Linked DNA regions of Homo sapiens: region 2 is linked to region 1. Evidence: chromatin loops called from intact Hi-C (ENCODE). Cell type or tissue: PC-3. All regions are shown on one strand.

Evidence for each region. Peaks named below come from ENCODE experiments on the same cell type or tissue, not always from the same donor. Only the 100,000 strongest peaks of a DNase experiment are listed, where the experiment ranks them.
Region 2: it touches region 1 in a loop (23-fold over the local background); 3 of 110 quality-filtered maps call a loop at or near these places.

The regions. Positions count from the first base shown.
Region 1 is chr1:155,986,482-155,994,481 of GRCh38, forward strand. ARHGEF2-AS1 (ARHGEF2 antisense RNA 1) reads left to right here and starts at 4,893. Exons shown (of 2, transcript XR_001738248.2): 1 at 4,893-5,029. RefSeq lists enhancers at 2,789-2,868, 3,739-3,808. In PC-3, a CTCF peak has its summit at 3,076 (motif pointing left); a DNase peak (open chromatin) is centred at 3,070.
Region 2 is chr1:155,725,461-155,733,460 of GRCh38, forward strand. It overlaps DAP3 (death associated protein 3), which reads left to right. Exons shown (of 13, transcript NM_004632.4): 5 at 1-30; 6 at 467-559; 7 at 2,148-2,278; 8 at 3,582-3,662; 9 at 3,748-3,906; 10 at 5,896-5,955; 11 at 6,484-6,573. Among named protein-coding and RNA genes, the nearest start is that of DAP3, 40 kb to the left of the region's middle. In PC-3, CTCF peaks have their summits at 3,840 (motif pointing left) and 6,491; a DNase peak (open chromatin) is centred at 3,781.

The sequences.
Region 1 (8,000 bases):
TACAGGCGTGTGCCACCGCGCCCGGCCTATTGAGCTCATCTTATGTGCCAGCCTCTGTGCTGAATACTTTGACACCTTTTGTTCATTTAATAATCACAATTTTAAAAGACAATTTATTATTCTGATTTTCAGAAAGATAAAATAAATTGCTCAGCGGGTAAATAAATGAAGGATCTAGCAGTCAGTTCGACTCCGAAATCCTGTTCTTTCTACTGTAGTACATTGAAATGGGGATCAGGGGAGACATGCAAAGATGCTGATGGAGAAAAGCGGTTGATGGGATCACTTGAGGTCAGGAGTTTGAGACCAGCATGGTCAACACGGTGAAACTCTGTGTCTACTAAAAATAGAAAAATTAGCCAGGCGTGGTGGCAGGCCCCTGTAATGCCAGCTACTCAGGAGGCTGAGGCAGGAGAATTGTTTGTATCCGGGAGGCGGAGTTTGCAGTGAGCCGAGATCGTGCCACTGCACTCCAGCCTAGGCAACAAACCAAGACTCCATCTCAAAAAATAAAAATAAAAAAAGCAGGTGATGGGATGACATGGAGTTTTTGTTTTGCTTTGTTTTGTTTTGTTTTGTTTTTTGCTGCTTCCCTGATAGGCTATATACTGCTCCCTTCAGCCTCTCCCCCAAACCACAGGCGCCCAAACAATGAGGCCAGGGTTGGAACCCCTGGCCAGCTAGATGATGAGCTGAAGGGGAGGCAACCTTTAGCCAGCAGACTTGAGACATCTCAGTGTACTCAGGGTCTGCTGGCTAGCAGGCCCAGTGGGGTCTCCAAAGCCCTTCTGTATCCTTAATGGTCCTTAAACCCTGGTTGAAGATCCCCCCAGTTGTGTTTACTTAAGCCAGAAGGCTGGGCAATCTCTATATCCTTTCTCCATCGATCATCCTATGATTGTTTTGTTAGAGAATTATTATTGTTCAGGGTACCAGATCTTAGTTTCATTCCACAGATAATAAGTTCGGCTCCAGGCTGGGCATGGTGGCTCACACCTGTAATCCCTGCACTTTGAGAGGCCAAGGTGAGTGGATCACTTGAGGCCAGGAGCTTGAGACCAGCCTGGCCAACATGGTGAAAACCCATCTCTACTAAAAATACAAAACTTTGCAGGGTGTGGTGTTGCGGGAAGTCAGGGACCCCAAACGGAGGGACCGGCTGAAGCCATGGCAGAACGTGGATTGTGAAGACTTCATGGACATTTATTAGTTCCCCAAATTAATACTTTTATAATTTCCTATACCTGTCTTTACTGCAATCTTGGAACATAAAATTGTGAAGATTTCATGGACACTTACCACTTCCCCAATCAATACCCTTGTGATTTCCTATGCCTGTCTTTACTTTACTTTCTTAATCCTGTCAGCTGAGGAGGATGTATGTCGCCTCAGGACTCTGTGATAATTGCGTTAACTGCACAAATTGTACAGCATGTGTGTTTGAACAATATGAAATGTGGGCACCTTGAAAAAAGAACAGGATAACAGCAATTGTTCAGGGAATAAGAGAGATAACCTTAAACTCTGACCACCGGTGAGCCGGGTGGAACAGAGCCATATTTCTCTTCTTTCAAAAGCAAATGGGAGAAATATCGCTGAATTCTTTTTCTCAGCAAGGAACATCCCTGAGAAAGAGAATGCACCCCTGAGGGTGGGTCTATAAATGGCCCCCTTGGGTGTGGCCGTCTTCTATGGTCCAGACTGTAGGGATGAAATAAACCCTAGTCTCCCATAGTGCTCCCAGGCTTATTAGGAAGAGAAAATTCCCGCCTAATAAATTTTGGTCAGACCGGTTGCTCTCAAAACCCTGTCTCCTGATAAGATGTTACCAATAACAATGGTGCCCGAAACTTCATTAGCAATTTTAATTTCGCCCTGGTCCTCTGGTCCTGTGATCTCGCCCTGCCTCCATTTGCCTTGTGATATTCTATTACCTTGTGAAGTACGTGATCTTTGTGACCCACACCCTATTCGTACACTCCGTCCCCTTTTGAAAGTCCCTAATAAAACCTTACCGGTTTTGCGGCTTGTGGGGCATCACGGAACCTACCGACATGTGATGTCTCCCCCGGATGCCCAGCTTTAAAATTTCTCTCTTTTGTACTCTGTCCCTTTATTTATCAAACTGGCCAACGCTTAGGGAAAATAGAAAAGAACCCACATGACTATCGGGGCAGGTTCCCCAATAGTGTGGTGGCAGGCGCCTGTAATCCAAGCTGCTTGGGAGGCTGAGGCAGGAAAATAACTTGATCCCAGGAGGCAGAGGTTGCAGTGAGCCAAGATCGCGCCACTGCACTCCAGCCTGGGCAACAGAGGGAGACCCTGTCTCAAAATACATAAGTAAATAAATAAATAAATAAGTTCAGCTCCAAATTGGGGAAATGTGGGGTCCACAGAAAGAAGTGGTTATAATTACTAGGGGAACAGGGCCCTTTTACTGAGAGAGGAACACATACACCCTCATCAACACAGAGGCACCGACACAGAAAGGAAGAAACAGAGTCTTGGAGAAAGAGACAGAGGCAGGGTACCCGGAGTCAGGGACAGAGCACACAGACCCAGGGGAGCAGACAGAGGTGCATAGACGATAGATTCCCATTCGCTCAGATGGAGCCAGAGCAATGCCCGGGCACAGAGAGACCCAGCAGCTGGCAGAACAGAGGAGACGTAGGATAGAATGGTGGCTAGACAGGCGAGGGGCAGGAGAGGAGGAGCAAGGCAGGGGCCTTCATGGGGATCTGTCTGTCCGTACCAGCCGGGAGGCGTAGCCACCCTGGTGCTGCAGTCCCAGAAAGGTGTCCAGTCCTTCTCGGATCTGCAGGAAGAGGGCCTCCTTGGGGCCTGGGCATCCCGATGCTTGCAGTCTCCTCCTGAAACACACATCGCCACCACTACCGTCTGTATCCAGTGGCCAGTGACGGGCACCAGGGAGGAACACTGCCTCGCCTCAGCCCAGCCCTGTTGCTTGCCCCCAGCCCAGCCCTTCCTGTTGGCATAAGCACAGCCCAGACCCAAACTGGTCCTACTTTGGGGCTCTGCTTTGCCAGGGCTGCAGAGTTGGCTGTGGGCAAGAGTGGCCCCTGCTGGTCAAAGGGCAGTACTGCCTCCAGAAGAAAGCCAGGGTTCAGGGGAAGGCGAACAGCAAGAGCAAGCTGAATTCTCCCTCCTTGCCTGGTTGCTGATGCCAACCTTTGCCCCTGCTCAGCCAAATAGTGCACTCAGGACTCCCTTCCCTCTCTAACCAAGGGGCAGAATTAATGCCTGACTGTGAAAGGTGGGTGACACTTGAAAGACCCTGAGATACAGTTGGTGCCACATAAGGGGGGCCCAGGCATTTGGGCATCTCTGCTTTCAGCCAGCTACCCTTAGGAAGGTGCCATGAGCCCTGCAGGCATTGCTTCTCATCTGAGTTCCCACCCAAGCCAGTTCAGGGACAAGGCCCAGGGTCCTCTCCCCTCACTGAAACCAGCCAGCCCTGCCCGGGAGCTAGGGAAGGTTGGTTCACTCACCAGAGCTAAAGGAACTTGTTCAAGGGGACCATTGTCAAAGCAGAGAGACAGTGCCCTTCCATGGCCAGCAGCCCCTACAATGTTCACTCACACTGAACTCTTCATGCTGACCCCCGGACCTTCTCTTTCTGACTTCCTCTGACTTTGGGGAAGTGGTCAGGGGTTTTCCAAGGGAGGGGGAAGAGATGATCTCTCTGCTCCAGTCCACCAAGCCTATGCAGAAGTCTGAGCAAGAACAACTGATCTCATGTGGCAATGCGGGACCATGAGTTAATCCAAGACATCCTGGGTTGTCCTCAGCCTGCAACCAAAAGCCCGGCAAAGGCCTGGCAATGGGGCAGGCCAAATGTCCCAACCGTGAGACCACCTCTCTCAAGAAATCTCTGAAAGTTCTTTGGGCCTCAGTTTCCTTATCTGTAAAATGAGGAGATTGTGCCATATGCTCTCTGAGTTCCTTTGTGGTTCTATTACACCATTATGTGGTTCTATGAAACCCACCGTGGGAGGCAGAAGCAAGAAGATCCAGTGTCCTGATACTCCCCCTGACTCCACACCTCCCTCCCACTCCCACCCTCAGTCTTCCCTGAGAGAAGGAGGTAAGAGCCACTGTGGAGAGGCATATTTTGGAAGGCAGCATCCATCCTCCCCCAAAGGCCCACAAATGGGATTGAGCTCTGGTTCTCCAGGGAAAGGACTGAGGGCCCAGGTCTCCTTGATTCTTGTTGTTCTTCGGATGGTTGTCTCTTGAGGGAGATGACTAGAGAGTTATCTAGTTCCTTCCCACTTTCCCATTTTCTCCAAGGTCTAGGCCTGGAAGGAAGGAGGTACAGGAGGTCCCCTGGGGGCTTACGTATTCAGTGGGCCCTCGAGCTCCCTGCCAGGCCCCCAACTATGTCTTCTGAAGACGTCTTTGTTTTCGGCCGTGGGCCCGGAAAGCCCCTGACCTTTGGAGGGGTACAGCATGCGAGCCATTCCCCTCCTTTATTTCCCCATCTCTTCTTCCTCCAGTTGTTCTCTGGATTCAACTGCAGAAAGGCAGAGGCCAGTGTGGCCTCACGGGCACCTTGTCTCCACCTGCTCAGAACACGTCTGGGACGGCTCTGTTCGTGGGAGACACACACAGACCAGTCTGCGTCAGCAGGAAATAAGAGTGAGCAGGGTTCTAGAACTCTGAAACCTTGGGACTAGAAGTGTGTCACAGTCAGCTGGACTTAGGAGTGCCTAGCCACCACTCACTTTACTGAGACACATAACTGGATAATGTGTCACATTGTGACACATTGTGACCTCAGGGTCACATTGTGACACATTGTGACCTCAGGGTCACATTGTGAATTAGCTGCAGACTCAAGGCTAGAACTTAGGTTTTCTGGATCCCAGTTCAGTGTCCTTTCTAGTACATAAAGAGATCCTCATTGTCTCCTTCTTATTCCATTTACTGAGGACTTATATAGCAGAAAGCCAAGCAAAGAGAAATAGATATTGTTCCTATCCTCAAGGAATCAGAGTCTAGTGAGTGGGTGAGTGTGTGTGTGTGTGTGTGAACAAGCAAAAGAACAAATCACAGATGACTCCATAACTGGCTCACATATGCCAAATGCCACAAGAGAAGTTTCAACAAAAGGCTTTAGGCTGTTAAAGGAGTGAGGGCACGTGACCAGTTGGGAGACTCAAAAAAGGCCAGGTGCGGTGGCTCAGCCAGCACTTTGGGAGGCTGAGGTGGGTGGATTGCTTGAGCCCAGCTGTTCTAGACCAGCCCGGGCAACATAGCGAGACACTGTCTCCACAAAAAAACAAAATGTTAGCCGGGTGTGGTGGCACGTGCTTATAGTCCCAGCTACTTGGGAGGCTGAGGTGGGAGGATCACTTGAGCCCAGGAGTTCAAGGCTGCAGTGAGCTATGATCATGCCACTGCACTCCAGCCTGGGTGACAGAGTAAGACACTGTTTGCTTTTGTTTTGTTTTGTTTTGTTTTTTGAGACAGAGTTTCGCTCCTGTTGCCCAAGCTGGAGTGCAATGGTGCGATCTCAGCTCACTGCAACCTCTGCCTCCTGGGTTCAAGCGATTCTCCTGCCTCAGCCTCCCGAGTAGCTGGGATTACAGGCACACCCCACCATGCCTGGATAATTTGTATTTTTAGAAGAAATGGGGTTTCACCATGTTAGCCAGGCTGGTCTCAAACACCCAACCTCAGGTGATCCGTCCGCCTCAGCCTCCCAAAGTGCTGGGATTACAAGCGTGAGCCACCGTGCTCGGCCTTGTTTTTTTTGTTTCGTTGTTTTTTTGTTTTTTTTTTGAGACAGAGTCTCGCTCTGTCGCCCAGGCCATAGTGCAGTGGCGCAATCTCAGCTCACTGCAAGCTCCACCTCCCGGGTTCATGCCATTCTGCCATTCTCTTGCCTCAGCCTCCCGAGTAGCTAGGCCTACAGGTGCCTGCCACCATGCCCAGCTAATTTTTTGTATTTTTAGTAGAGAGGGGGTTTCACCGTGTTAGCCAGGATGGTCTCGATCTCTTGACCTCATGATCTGCCCGCCTTGGCCTCCCAAAGTGCTGGGATTACAGGCGTGAGCCACTGCGCTGGGCCTGTTTTTGTTTTTAAAGGGGAGGAGGAAACAGAAATAAGCAGATGGCCTTTGAGATGTGCCTGGAAGGGTAAAGTGGTTAGGATTTGGCCAGGGTAGAGGGAGAGGATTTTAGGCAGATAAAGTAGCAGGGGGAGGCCGGGTACGGTGGCTCACTCCTGTAATCCCAACACTTTGGGAGGCTGAGGTGGGCGGATCACGAGGTCAGGCGTTCAAGATCATCCTGGCTAACACGGTGAAACCCCGTCTCTATTAAAAATACAAAAAAATTAGCTGGGTGTGGTGGCGGGTGCCTGTAGTCCCAGCTACTCGGGAGACTGAGGCAGGAGAATGGCATGAACCCAGGAGGCGGAGCTTGCAGTGAGCTGAGGTCGGACTCCAGCCTGGGCGACAGAGCGAGACTTTGTCTCAAAAAAAAAAGAAAAAAAATTAGCCGGGCGTGGTAGCGGGCGCCTATAATCCCAACTACTTGGGAGGCTGAGGCAGGAGAATTACTTGAACCTGGGAGGCGGAGGTCACAGTGAGCCAAGATTGTGCCATTGCACTCCAGCCTGCATGACAACAGCAAGATTCCATCTCAAAAAAAAAAAAAAAAAAAAGGTAGAAAAAAGTAGCAGGGAGAAAAGGTTCATGAGTGATAAAGTGTTGTGATTTCTCTTTCTCCCTCTCCCTCTCCTCCCCCTTCCTCTTCTTCTCCTTCTTCTGATGGAGCTTCACTCTTGTTGCCCAGGCTGGAGTGCTATGGCGTGATCTCACCTCACCGCAATCTCTGCCTCCTGGGTTCAAGTGATTCTCCTGCCTCAGCCTCCTGAGTAGCTGGGATTACAGGCATGCGCCTCCAGGCCCAGCTAATTTTGTATTTTTTTTTAGTAGAGATGGGGTTTCTCCATGTTGATCAGGCTGGTATCAAACTCCTGACCTCAGGTGATCTGCCCACCTCTGCCTCCCAAAGTGCTGGGATTACAGGTGTGAGCCACCATGCCCGGCATGATTTCTTCTTCTAAGAGTCTGGTCATATGCAGAGTGAAAGCCAGTCTGACCTCTCTCCATGGTGCAAAGAGAAGGGCTCCAAGCATCAGCCACAGAGCACACATTTCCTCCACTCTCTCCCAAATGGGCGTTGTTCTCAGTGCCCAACACTCCCGGTTGGCATCATGGCTTGCCTCAGTGTGTCTCAGAATTAAGAACCCTCAGGTGCTCTTAAAGTTGAAAATGATAAGCCCCACTCCAGAAAGAAGTGCCAAGTCCCAGAGTACCAGGGGCAGGAAGGGCAGGAAGGGAAATAGCATTTACTGCATACCTCTGTACACTTCACTCTTAGGCCATGTCTCTCTCGACCTTCTGCTCTAATGAGTCTCCCAGGCTCCCTTTCTCCTGGGACCACTTCTAGCTACTTAGACATCAGGAGTGCCCAGAAGGATCAGGAAGCCGGGACCCAAAACCTTCCCTCTTTCAAGGCTTTCTGTGGGGCTGTCAGACCTTCTCCAGGTTGTCTTAACCACCCCAGGGAAGTCCAGGTTATCAGTTATTGTCCCTTCAATCTACTTTCCTCCGTCACTGCAATCTGTTCACTGCCCTCACCCCACCCAGAGCAGCTGAGAAGAAAGTGCTGCGCCACAGGCTGGGCGCAGTCGCTCACGCCCGTAATCCCAGCACTTTGGGAGGCCAAGGCGGGCAGATCACGAGGTCAGGAGTCCGAGACCAGCCTGGCCAATATGGTGAAACCCTGTCTCTACTAAAAATGCAAAAATTAGCTAGGCATGGTGGCACGTGCCTGTAGTCCCCGCTACTTGGGAGGCTGAGGCAGGAGAATCGCTTGAACCCAGGAGGCAGAGGTTGCAGTGAGCCGAGATCGCGCCATTACACTCCAGCCTGGGCAATAGAGCAAGACTCCGTCTCAAAAAAAAA
Region 2 (8,000 bases), 260 kb before region 1:
TTGCTTATCCAGCTATACGATATCTTCTGTGTATCCTTTCCTGCCTGCGTGGACCCTCATGAACCAATGCTTTCTCCCCTCAAATAAGGCAACAGAAGAAATGAAAAAAAGTACTGTTGAGGCCGGGCATGGTAGCTCACACCTATAATCCCAGGAGTTTGGGAAGCCGAGGCAGGCGTATCGCCTGAAGTCAGGAGTTCAAGACCTGCCTGGCCAACATGGCGAAACCCCGCATTTACTAAAAATGCAATATATTAGCCGGGTGTGGTAGCGTGCACCTGTAATCCCAGCTACTTGGGAAGCTGAGGCAGGAGAATCGCTTGAACCCGGGAAGCGGAGGTTGCTGTGAGCTGATATCAAGCCACTGCACTCCAACCCCATCTCAAAAAAACAAAACAAAGCATAACTACTGTTCACATACAAGTGATCCTTCCAGTCATGTTTTCTTTAACAACATATACTTTAGATGGAGAGAAGGGAACAGGAAAAACCCTAAGTCTTTGCCATGTTATTCATTTCTGTGCAAAACAGGACTGGCTGATACTACATATTCCAGATGGTAAGAACTTCCTGTTGTTTCTTCTGTCTGTTAGGTTTAGTTATCCTGTTACTGTGGTAGCCTTGCAGCTTTAATTTTCTTTTCTTTTCTTTTCTTTTTTTTTTTTTTTTTGAGATGGAGTTTCGCTCTTGTCGGCCAGTCTGGAGTGCAGAGGCGCAATCTCAGGTCACCGCAACCTCCGCCTCCCAGGCTCAAGAGATTCTCCTGCCTCAGCCTCCCAAGTAGCTGGGATTACAGGCGCCCACCACACCACCACGCCCAGCTAATTTTTTTTTTTTTTTTTTTTTGAGACGGAGTCTTGCTCTGTCGCCCAGGCTGGAGTGCAGTGGCACGATCTCAGCTCACTGCAAGCTCCGCCTCCCGGGTTCACACCATTCTTCTGCCTCAGCCTCCTGAGTAGCTGGGACTACAGGCGCCCGCCACCATGCCCGGCTAATTTTTTTTGTATTTTTAGTAGAGACAGGGTTTCACCATGTTGGCCAGGCTGGTCTCGAACTCCTGACTTCAGGTGATCCACCTGCCTTGGCCTCCCAAAGTGCTGGGATTACAGGCATGAGCCATTGCACCCGGCCTCAGCTTTACTTTCCTAACAGGGATCTGATAGCTAAAGGAAAAGCCTTTGCCAGTCACGATGGCTCAAACCTATAATCCCAGCACTTTGGGAGGCTGAGGCTGGAATATTGCTTAGAGCCCAGGAGGAGGCTGCAGTGAGCTGTGATCGCACCACTACACTCTAGCGTGGGCAACAAAGCAAGACCCTGTCTCAAAAAAAAAAAAAAAAAAGAAGAAGAAGAAAAGCCTTTACTCCAGATGTAGAGCAGACTGAGCTCATCCATCATGATTTCTTCGTGATATTACTGCCAAGCAGATTATAAGGTGAAGTCAATGTGACAAAAGGAAATTCGGCTAAAAGCTTCCTGAAGCCTTTTGATGCTAAGCAGTCCTTCTTTTGATATTTAATACCCATGGACATAAACTTCTGCCTTAGAGGTCGCCATGGAGTTTTGTTTTGTTTTGTTTTGTTTTGTTTTTGCCATCTGTTAACAGTCCTGAGTACCCATAGAGCCTTTTACTATTTATCAGCATTCTAGAGTCGTCAGTATGGATTGTCAAAACTTGCATTTGTCTCTTTTTTGTTCAGTGTTGTGTGCATCCACATTTTCTTTCTTTTTTAAACAACCCTGCTTATGTAACATCCACATTTTCTGACTTACCTTTCAAACCTGCCAGAAAGCAGAAGTGATATTTAATACACTTGGTATGTTTTATATATTGATTCTAATGATAATGTTTAGTCTAAGATGGACCTGACAAGGCCAGGCATAGTGGTTCAACAGCACTTTGAGAGGCTGAGGCAGGATGATTGCCTGAGCCTAGGAGTTCAAGGTTACAGTGAACTGTGATCACATCCTGCCTTCTAGCCTGGGTGACAGAGCAAGACCCTGTCTCAAAAAAAAAAAAAAAAAAGAAAAGAAATATATATATGAGAAACTAAAGTCATTTCCCATAACTTAAAAGAGGCATAGAATATTTCGAGTTGAATACAGTTTCTGCCTGGCTTGTTTTCTTCTGCCTCTTTTTTTTAAAGCTCATCTTTGGGTGAAAAATTGTCGGGATCTTCTGCAGTCCAGCTACAACAAACAGCGCTTTGATCAACCTTTAGAGGCTTCAACCTGGCTGAAGAATTTCAAAACTACAAATGAGCGCTTCCTGAACCAGGTGACTAGACTCCCAGAAGTTGAGTGCTAGGTAGTCCTTACATGGATTCTTTGTGCCCTGAGTACCAATAGACTATGGAGAACTGATACTGGAGTTGGAATAACTGTATCATTTTTAATTTCTTTCATACGTTTTGCTCACAGTGGACTCATAACTTGAAACTCATTTATCCATGTGAAATAAATAGGCAACAGTAAGTTGTTCCCATTTTGTGGGTAGCAAAGTGAAATCCAGTTGATTCATTGACTTTTCAAGGTACAGCCTCCAATCCCTCGCAAGCACATTTCCAACTACATGATTTTCTCCAGACAATATCTTTTTAGGGAACCAGAAATGTATTGGAAAAATTCTTCTTTACCCTGGTGATTCTTAGATACCCTGTCTAGACCAGGGGCCTTCAACTCTGGATATAAAGCAGAGTCACCTAAGAGCTTGTTAAAAATGCAGATGCCAGAGTCTCATTCTGGACATTTTCATCAGAATCCCTTATGTATGTTTATTCAAGGCTCCAAGCAGAAATGGATTAGAAAGCATTCACTTTGGTCAGGCACAGGGGCTCACACCTGTAATGTCAGCACTTTGGGAGGCCAAGGCAGGCAGATCACCTGAGGTCAGGAGTTCAAGATGAGCCTGGCCAACATGGTGAAATCCCATCTCTACTAAAAATACAAATATTAGCCGGGTGTGGTGGTGCACGCCTGTAGGCCCATCTATTCAGGAGGCTGAGGCAGGGGAATCTCTTGAACCTGGGAATCAGAGGTTTCAGTGAGCCGAGATAGCGCCATTGTACTCCAGCCTGGGTAACAGAGCGAGATATGGTCTCAAAAAAAAGATAAAAGAGGTCAGGCGTGTGGCTCAGACATGTAATTCCAGCATTTTGGGAGGCCGAGGTGGGCAGATCACCTGAGGTCAGGAATTCTAGACCAGCCTGGCCAACATGGCGAAACCCCATCTCTACTAAAAATACAAAAATTAGCCAGGCGTGGTGACACACGCCTGAAATCCCAGCTACTTGGGAGGCTGAGGCAAGAGAATCCCTTAAACCTGGGAGGTGGATGTTGCAGCGAGCTGAGATCATGCCACTGCACTTCAGCCTGGGTTACAGAGAAAGAAGCTGTCTCAAAAAAAAAAAAAAAGAAAGAAAAGAAAGCATTCACTTCTACATTGAGGTCTCTTACAGAACCTGAACAATAGATTAAAATGAACTCCTGTTAACCTTAGCCTCCAACCTTTTCAAGGGATGGTTTCACCCTTAGGCCAAGTAGCCTTTTTTTTGGTTTTTATTTTCTTTGCTTGCTTTTAGATAAAAGTTCAAGAGAAGTATGTCTGGAATAAGAGAGAAAGCACTGAGAAAGGGAGTCCTCTGGGAGAAGTGGTTGAACAGGTATAAGAAAAAACACTGAATGTGTAACATGCGATAACAAGAGAAGGCCTCTGGTAGCACTACAATCCACTGTCTCTCCCAATAGGGCATAACACGGGTGAGGAACGCCACAGATGCAGTTGGAATTGTGCTGAAAGAGCTAAAGAGGCAAAGTTCTTTGGGTATGTTTCACCTCCTAGTGGCCGTGGATGGAATCAATGCTCTTTGGGGAAGAACCACTCTGAAAAGAGAAGATAAAAGCCCGGTAGGAAAACTGGGTGTCTCTATCTTGTTTCTCTGATTTCTGATTCCATCAGTATGGAGGCTGGGTCTTAGCCTTGTAGACCATGCAATATGTTTTCTTGCCCTAGGAATATTTGAAGATAAACAGTAAAGAGCTGGGTGCAGTGGCTCACGCCTGTAATCCCATTGGCTCACGAGGCTGAGGTGGGAGGATCGCTTGAGGCCAGGAGTTCAAGACTAGGATGGGCACTATAGCAAGGCCCCTGCCTCTAAAAAAATAAGAAATTAGCCGGTAGCTGGCATGGTGGCACACACCTGTAGTCACTGCTACTGGAAGGCTGAGGCCAGAGGATCACTTGAGCCCTGGAGTTCAAGGTTGTAGTGTGGCATGATTGCAACACTGCACACCAACCTGGGTGACAGAGTGAAATCCTGTCTCTTAAAAAATATATATATGGCTGGGCACAGTGGCTCATGCCTGTAATCCCAGCACTTGGGGAGGCTGAGGCGGGCGGATCACCTGAGCTTGGAGTTCGAGACCAGCCTGACCAACATGGAGAAACCCATCTCTACTAAAAATACAAAATTAGCCGGGCATGGTGGTGCATGACTGTAATCCCAGTTACTCGGGAGGCTGAGGCAGGAGAATCGCTTGAACCCAGGAGGCGGAGGTTGCAGTGAGCCGAGATCGCCATATATATATATTCATATATATGTATATATACACACATATATATTCATATATGTATATATACACACATATATTCATATATATTTATATATACATATATTCATATGTTTTCATAATATACGAATATACCTATATGTTCATATATGTATATATAATATTCATATATGTATATATGTATATATAATATTCATATATGTATATATGTATATATACGTATATATGCACACATACATATTCGTATATGCATATGCACACATACATATTCGTATATATATGTGAAGATAAACAGCAAGGCCTGGTGTGATGGCTGATAAATCCCAGCACTTTTAGGAGGCCAAGAGGTGATTTGCTTGAGTCCAGGAGTTTGGAGTTTGAGGTCAGCCTGGGCAGCACAGTGAAACCCTGTCCCTACAAAAAATATAAAAAACTAGCTGGGCATGGTGGTTTGCACCTGTATGTAGCTCCAGCTACTTGGAAGGCTAAGATGGGAGGATGGCTTGAGCCCAAGAGGCAGAGCCCGCAATGAGTGGAGATCGTGCCACTGCATTCCAGGCTGGGCAACAGAATGAGACTCTGTCTCAAAAAAATAAAAAAAAAGAAAAGATAAACAGTAAAATGGAATCAGAGGAGGAGGTAATGCCAAGAGTTCCACTATTCATTGAAAACTAAGGGAGTATGTTGTGGAAAGAGAATGACAGCAGAAGCTATGTTTTCTTTCTTAATTTTTATCTGTCTTTTGATTCTTTTTTCAAAATGAGTCTAGATGGTCTAAGCAGAGGAGATCAGAAGCATCAAAATGGGGCTGGTTTGGGGCAGTGGGTGTTTTTCTCAGTGACTGTTAATCTCCAGAAGCATGGCAGTTCTAGGGCCAGAGGCTACGTGGCTTATCCTAGAGGGAGTACCTTCAGGTATACAATTATGTCTTAGTTGAGGGTTTTAAAAAAATTGTTGTCACCAGGTGCAGTGGCTCATGCTTGTAATCCCAGCACTTTGGTAGGCCGAGGTGGGTGGATCACAAGGTCAGGAGTTTGAGACCGTCCTGGCTAACACGGGGAAACCCTGTCTCTACTAAAAATACAAAAAAATTAGGCTCTGGTGGCGCGCGCCTATAGTCCCAGCTACTCAGGAGGCTGAGGCAGGAGAATCGCTTGAACCCAGGAGGTGGAGGTTGCAGTGAGCCCAAATCGCGCCACTGCACTCCAGCCTGGGCGACAGAGCGAGACTCTGTCAAAAAAAAAAAAAAATTGTTGTCAATTGTTTCGGGAGAACATCTAGGAAAGGCACGTGATGATCTCTTCTCTCTTTCTGTCCGATATGCAGATTGCCCCCGAGGAATTAGCACTTGTTCACAACTTGAGGAAAATGATGAAAAATGATTGGGTAAGTGCATATGATACCTCACACATTTCAGAAAGAAATGTATTATCATTTTAAACATGTTCTACTATTTCATTGCTAATACTTTACAGTCTCTAATTTTATGGACAGTAAGTTATTATGTCTTATTTAATTCCTGTATCTGTACCAAGTTAGAAATAAAGTCTGAATTAAAATCTATATATATGTGGTTTATAATCTTTCCAAAGTAAGTTTATTCAAAACCATTTTATTTAAATATTGGCCTAATTTTATTTTGCTTGCAGACATTTAAAGTGTTTTTGTATCTCCTTACCGTCTTTGGAAAAGAGTTTGAGACCCACAAATATGTCATGGTAAATTTAAAATCAGGTAGCAGTTTATTGTCAGAGCCAAATCTGGAATAACCAATTTAGTTGCCATTTAACTGTGCTAGACCACACTTTTGTAACACTGTATGCCCAAGAAAGAAAAAAAAAATCTACAGATGATTAATGCAGTTTTCCATCCTTTTTAACTTTTTCCAGTTCAGCCTTTTCTCTTTTCTTTCAGCATGGAGGCGCCATTGTGTCGGCTTTGAGCCAGACTGGGTCTCTCTTTAAGCCCCGGAAAGCCTATCTGCCCCAGGAGTTGCTGGGAAAGGTCAAGTCAAAGGAAAATTTGTTTCTACTTAGATTGTTATCCTGTTTAAAGAAAAATATTTTTATTAATCTATGTATTTTGACATAATTTCAGACTTAGAGAAAAATCATATTCCTGTATGCCCTTCCCCTGGATTCCTAAAATATTAACTTGATCATCATTGCTTTATCCGTCTCCGTCTTTCTCCAGAGTTTCTTTTCTTTTTTTTTTTTTTGAGACGGAGTCTTGCTCTGTCAACCAGGCTTGAGTGCAATGGCGCAATTTCGGCTCACTGCAACCTCCGCCTTCCGGGTTCAAGTGATTCTCCTGTCTCGGCCTCCTAAGTAGCTGGGATTACAGGCGTCCACTACCACGCCCAGCTAATTTTTTGTATTTTTAGTAGAGACGAGGTTTCACCATGTTGGCCAGGCTGGTTTCAAGCTCCTGACCTCAAGTGATCCGCCTACCTCAGCCTCCCAAAGTGCTAGGATTATAGGCGTGAGCCACGGCGCCTGGCCTTGATGCTTCTTTGTCTCCAAATAATGTCTCATTCCTAAGAACAAAGATACTCTAATATACCCTGAGCATAATTATCAAAGTCAGAAAATTGACATTGATATCATACTTTTACCTAATTGGTGGGATTTATTCTGATGTAGCCAGTTATCCCAGTATCTTTTATAGAAAAATAAATCCCAGATAATGTGTTACATTAAGTTGTCATGTCTCTGGCTGGGTGCGGTGGCTCATGCCTGTAATCCCAGCACTTTGGGAGGCCGAGGCAGGCGGATCATGAGGTCAGGAGATCGAGACCATCCTGGCTAACATGGTGAAACCCCGTCTCTACTAAAAATACAAAAAATTAGCCAGGCGTCGTGGCGCGTGGCTGTAATCCCAGCTACTCAGGAGGCCGAGGTAGGAGAATCGCTTGAACCCGGGAGGTGGAGGTTGCAGTGAGCCGAGATTGCGCCACTGCACTACAGCGTGGGTGACAGAGCGAGACTCCGTCTCAAAAAAAAGAAAAAGTTGTCATGTCTCTTTGGTCTCCTTTAATCTGTGACAGTCTGTCAGTCTTTGTCATTTGAAATCTTTATGTTTTTGGCATGTGCATGCCAGCTATTTTGTAGGTCACTTTTTGGGGTTGTCTGAGGTTTCCTCCTGAATAGAAGTGATGTTAGAAGTGATGACATGTCTGAGTGAGTGCATCCTATCAGGAGGCACATTTCTCCCATTACTGGTAATGATTTTGGAACTGTTAGCTGAGGTGTTGTCCATCTGGTTTCTCTTCAGTAAAGTTATTATTTTGCTTTGGAATTAATATGTATGTTGTAGAGATATACTTTGAGACTAGGTAAAGATCCTGTTACTTCTCAAACTTCCACCTACTGGTTTTAGTATCCATTACTTTAGTTATACCTGGCATGGAGCCTCCGCAGCTGGTATGGTCT